2 separate regions of the Homo sapiens genome follow, and region 1 is linked to region 2. Evidence: read pairs that join two places in POLR2A ChIA-PET (ENCODE). Cell type or tissue: GM12878. All regions are shown on one strand. Links, peaks and the distances in the headings refer to the core of each region. The heading gives the core; the rest is flanking DNA.

Region 1 (2,803 bases), core at 77-2,576, 180 kb before region 2:
TCTGTGAAATAGTAAGTGATACTCTGCTAGATTTTCATGCACTAGTGTTGGATATCTTACGGTAAATAAAGGACATCTTAGGAACACTGCAGTCAGCGTAGGCTGGGGGAGTGGCGTCTTTCCTATGAGTGTTGTGGAAACCACCTCAGAACTGTCTGAGAGGAGGTGCCTGTGGAGTGAGGGCTGACCCTGGCCCCTTCAGAACTGCCATGTGTTATCCTTGCCCAAATGTGTCCAAAGAAATGGCCATTTTGCAGGAGTCTTTTTTCCCTTTTCTGTTTTCATAATGCTATTGCTGCTGCTGCTGTTTTAATGTGGTTCACTGTTGTCACTTTTGTGTTTTGTGATGCTGATGATGATGCTGTTTTCACATGGCTCACTCTTAACTCAGTGGTCTGTTTGTGTTTCTATAGGACAAGGGCTCAGAGGACTGGACGTGCTCAGACATCGGTGTTCTTCTTCCCAGTTCTTGACCCCTGGTCCTGTCTCCAGCCCGTCTTGGCTTATCCACTTTGACTCCTTTGAGCCGTTTGGAGGGGCGGTTTCTGGTAGTTGTGGCTTTTATGCTTTCAAAGAATTTCTTCAGTCCAGAGAATTCCTCCTGGCAGCCCTGTGTGTGTCACCCATTGGTGACCTGCGGCAGTATGTACTTCAGTGCACCTACTGCTTACTGTTGCTTTAGTCACTAATTGCTTTCTGGTTTGAAAGATGCAGTGGTTCCTCCCTCTCCTGAATCCTTTTCTACATGATGCCCTGCTGACCATGCAGCCGCACCAGAGAGAGATTCTTCCCCAATTGGCTCTAGTCACTGGCATCTCACTTTATGATAGGGAAGGCTACTACCTAGGGCACTTTAAGTCAGTGACAGCCCCTTATTTGCACTTCACCTTTTGACCATAACTGTTTCCCCAGAGCAGGAGCTTGTGGAAATACCTTGGCTGATGTTGCAGCCTGCAGCAAGTGCTTCCGTCTCCGGAATCCTTGGGGAGCACTTGTCCACGTCTTTTCTCATATCATGGTAGTCACTAACATATATAAGGTATGTGCTATTGGCCCAGCTTTTAGAAAATGCAGTCATTTTTCTAAATAAAAAGGAAGTACTGCACCCAGCAGTGTCACTCTGTAGTTACTGTGGTCACTTGTACCATATAGAGGTGTAACACTTGTCAAGAAGCGTTATGTGCAGTACTTAATGTTTGTAAGACTTACAAAAAAAGATTTAAAGTGGCAGCTTCACTCGACATTTGGTGAGAGAAGTACAAAGGTTGCAGTGCTGAGCTGTGGGCGGTTTCTGGGGATGTCCCAGGGTGGAACTCCACATGCTGGTGCATATACGCCCTTGAGCTACTTCAAATGTGGGTGTTTCAGTAACCACGTTCCATGCCTGAGGATTTAGCAGAGAGGAACACTGCGTCTTTAAATGAGAAAGTATACAATTCTTTTTCCTTCTACAGCATGTCAGCATCTCAAGTTCATTTTTCAACCTACAGTATAACAATTTGTAATAAAGCCTCCAGGAGCTCATGACGTGAAGCACTGTTCTGTCCTCAAGTACTCAAATATTTCTGATACTGCTGAGTCAGACTGTCAGAAAAAGCTAGCACTAACTCGTGTTTGGAGCTCTATCCATATTTTACTGATCTCTTTAAGTATTTGTTCCTGCCACTGTGTACTGTGGAGTTGACTCGGTGTTCTGTCCCAGTGCGGTGCCTCCTCTTGACTTCCCCACTGCTCTCTGTGGTGAGAAATTTGCCTTGTTCAATAATTACTGTACCCTCGCATGACTGTTACAGCTTTCTGTGCAGAGATGACTGTCCAAGTGCCACATGCCTACGATTGAAATGAAAACTCTATTGTTACCTCTGAGTTGTGTTCCACGGAAAATGCTATCCAGCAGATCATTTAGGAAAAATAATTCTATTTTTAGCTTTTCATTTCTCAGCTGTCCTTTTTTCTTGTTTGATTTTTGACAGCAATGGAGAATGGGTTATATAAAGACTGCCTGCTAATATGAACAGAAATGCATTTGTAATTCATGAAAATAAATGTACATCTTCTATCTTCACATTCATGTTAAGATTCAGTGTTGCTTTCCTCTGGATCAGCGTGTCTGAATGGACAGTCAGGTTCAGGTTGTGCTGAACACAGAAATGCTCACAGGCCTCACTTTGCCGCCCAGGCACTGGCCCAGCACTTGGATTTACATAAGATGAGTTAGAAAGGTACTTCTGTAGGGTCCTTTTTACCTCTGCTCGGCAGAGAATCGATGCTGTCATGTTCCTTTATTCACAATCTTAGGTCTCAAATATTCTGTCAAACCCTAACAAAGAAGCCCCGACATCTCAGGTTGGATTCCCTGGTTCTCTCTAAAGAGGGCCTGCCCTTGTGCCCCAGAGGTGCTGCTGGGCACAGCCAAGAGTTGGGAAGGGCCGCCCCACAGTACGCAGTCCTCACCACCCAGCCCAGGGTGCTCACGCTCACCACTCCTGTGGCTGAGGAAGGATAGCTGGCTCATCCTCGGAAAACAGACCCACATCTCTATTCTTGCCCTGAAATACGCGCTTTTCACTTGCGTGCTCAGAGCTGCCGTCTGAAGGTCCACACAGCATTGACGGGACACAGAAATGTGACTGTTACCGGATAACACTGATTAGTCAGTTTTCATTTATAAAAAAGCATTGACAGTTTTATTACTCTTGTTTCTTTTTAAATGGAAAGTTACTATTATAAGGTTAATTTGGAGTCCTCTTCTAAATAGAAAACCATATCCTTGGCTACTAACATCTGGAGACTGTGAGCTCCT
Region 2 (2,803 bases), core at 67-2,566:
GGCACTATGAGTGGCCAGGATGCTAAAAGACCTGCACTGCACAAGACGGTCCTGTGGACAGAAACTATTTAGCCCAAAATGCCAATCATGCCGGGCGCAGTGGTTCACGCCTGTAATCCCAGCATTTCGGGAGGCCGAGGTGGGCGGATCACGAGGTCAGGAGATCAAGACCATCCTGGCTAACATGGTGAAACCCCGTCTCTATTAAAAATACAAAAAAAATTAGCCGGGCATGGTGGCGGGCGCCTGTAGTCCCAGCTACTCGGGAGGCTGAGGCAGGAGAAAGGCGTGAACCCAGGAGGCAGAGCTTGCAGTCAGCCAAGATTGCGCCACTGCACTCCAGCCTGGGTGACAGAGCGAGACTCCGTCTCAAAAAAAAAAAAAAAAAAAAATTCCAATCATGCCTCCACTGAGGAAAACAACTTCAAGAAGATAAATTCAGGCCAGGCGCAGTGGTTCACACCTGTAATCCCAGCATTTTGGGAGGCCAAGGCAGGCAGACTGCTTGAGCCCAGGAATTCAAGACCAGCCTGGCCAACATGGCAAAACACTGTCTCCACTAAAAAAAATACAGCCCGGGTGCAGTGGCTCACGCCTGTAATCCCAACACTTTAAGAGGCCAAGGCAGGTAGATCACGAGGTCAGGAGTTCAAGACCAGCCTGGCCAAGATGGTGAAACCCCGTCTCTACTAAAAATACAAAAAATTAGCCGGGCGTGGTGGCAGGCACCTATAATCCCAGCTACTTGGGAGGCTGAGGCAGAGAACTGCTTGAACCCAGGAGGCGGAGGTTGTAGTGAGCCAAGATTGCGCCACTGCACTCCAGCCTGAGTGACAGAGCAAGACTCTGTCTCAAAAATAAATAAATAAAAATAAAAAATAAAAAAAAGTAGCCAGGCATGGTGGTACATGCCTGTGGTCCCAGCTACTTGGGAGGCTGAGAGGTGAAAGCGGAAGAATCACCTGAGCCCTGGCAGTCAAGGCTGTGCAGTGAGTCAAGATTACAACCACTGCACTCCAGCCAGGGCAACTAGAGTGAGACCCTATCTCAAAAAAAAAAAAAAAAAAAAAAGAAAGAAGAAAAATTGGAATCATTCAGAGATCAGTTCCATCTGAATATCTGAGACTCAAAAGGCCAGATGACTCAAACCCTCAAGATGGTTGTAAACCCTCAAGCAAAACTGTGCCCCGATAACTGAGAATGGTCCTGACAGTGAAGAATTAGGGAAGGAATTGAAGGAAACCAATGTAAATTCCAAGAAGTGGAATTCAAAAGGATGTTACAAATGACAGAAGAAAGGACCTGATAAAAACCGCAAGAGCAGCCCAGCTCTAGAACAGAGTTAGGAAGACCAAAGCCAAGAATGACAGATGCTTACAAATAACACTCCCACAAAGGTTTGTTTCAGTTCTGCTCAGAGCAAGAAGCAACCCAAGTCAGCTGCTCAGGGCTGATGGTGCAGTGCTGACAAAGAGAGAGTTCAAGGGAAAGCACCAGGCAGCTCACACATTCCTTCTCTTGATGGGGACAGCAGGCTTCCCAACCAGGGCAGGTGGTGCAGGAGAAAGAGAGCAATGCTTCTCAGAATGAGGTCCACTTCGGAGCCCAAGTAGACTTCAGTGTATAGAGGGGAACTGAAAAAGCCCAGGGGTGCCACCCAGCTCCTGAAAATGGAAAACACCCATGCCCCAAACTCAACCCCAGAGAGCTTGATGCCCACTCCAGGGCAAAGTGTGAAGCATGGCAGAGAGGGATGGTTACTTAACAGCTTTGCAAGCACTAACAGGAGAGATGGGCCCTGGGCCCCAGCAGAAGGCCACGGACTCAAGTCCTGAGAGGAGATGGGAGAACAGGACACTGCTGTATATAGCCAGTGCTCAGTCACACAGCTCAGATGTACACACCTGCGTCTTGGCAAAGCAGTTAACAAAGTTCCTCTTTTGCTTCTTTTTGGGGTCTACAATGAGGCCTAGAAAACTGTTCAAAATCTCCCCAGGTAACCCTCACACAAGGCCAGGTTTCAGAACCCCTCAGGAGCCACTAATCAAGAAATCTAGGCGAGGCGCGGTGGCTCACACCTGTAATCCCAGCACTTTGGGAGGCCAAGGCGGGTGGATCACGAGGTCAGGAGATCGAGACCACATGGTGAAACCCCGTCTCTACTAAAAATACAAAAATTAGGTGGACATGGTGGCGCCTGCCTGTAGTCCCGGCTACTCGGGAGGCTGAGGCAGGAGAATAGCTTGAACCAGGGAGTCGGAGGTTGCAGTGAGCCGAGATCGCGCCACTGCACTCCAGCCTGGTGACAGAGCAAGACTTCGTCTCAAAAAAAAAAGGAATCTATGCCAGCGCCAGGCGTGGTGGTTCATGCCTGTAATCCCAGCATTTTGGGAGGCCAAAGCAGGTGGATCACTTGAGGCCAGGAGTTTGAGACCAGCCTGGCTGACATGGTGAAACCCCATCTCTACTAAAAATACAAAAATTAGCCAGGCATAGGGGTGCATGCCTGTAGTTCCAGCTACTCGGGAGGCTGAGGCATGAGAATTGCTTGAACAAGTGAGACAGAGGTTGCCGTGAGCCAAGATCACACCATTGTACTCCAACTCCAGCCTGGGCGACAGAGCGAGAACCTATCTTAAAAAAAAAAAAAAAAAAAAAAGGCCGGGCACAGTGGCTCACACCTGTAATTCCAACGCTTCAACACTCTGGGAGGCTGAGGCGGGTGGATCACTTGAGGACAGGAGTTTGAGAGCAGCCTGGCCGACATGGTAAAACACTGTCTCTACTAAAAATACAAAAATTA

The links. Peaks named below come from ENCODE experiments on the same cell type or tissue, not always from the same donor. Only the 100,000 strongest peaks of a DNase experiment are listed, where the experiment ranks them.
Region 1: POLR2A ChIA-PET joins it to region 2 with 5 read pairs; 2 of 35 experiments call an interaction of 5 or more read pairs at or near these places.

What each region holds. Positions count from the first base shown.
Region 1 is chr22:21,761,851-21,764,653 of GRCh38, reverse strand. MAPK1 (mitogen-activated protein kinase 1) reads left to right here. Exons shown (of 9, transcript NM_002745.5): 9 at 414-2,803. Among named protein-coding and RNA genes, the nearest start is that of YPEL1, 27 kb to the right of the region's middle. In GM12878, for the core only: no CTCF peak of the experiment used is centred there; DNase peaks (open chromatin) are centred at 1,274 and 1,738; H3K27ac peaks cover 1,819 bases.
Region 2 is chr22:21,586,732-21,589,534 of GRCh38, reverse strand. The region is part of intron 1 of UBE2L3 (ubiquitin conjugating enzyme E2 L3); the gene reads right to left. Among named protein-coding and RNA genes, the nearest start is that of UBE2L3, 20 kb to the right of the region's middle. RefSeq lists a silencer at 1,319-1,378. In GM12878, for the core only: no CTCF peak of the experiment used is centred there; a DNase peak (open chromatin) is centred at 1,414; H3K4me3 peaks cover 581 bases; H3K27ac peaks cover 845 bases.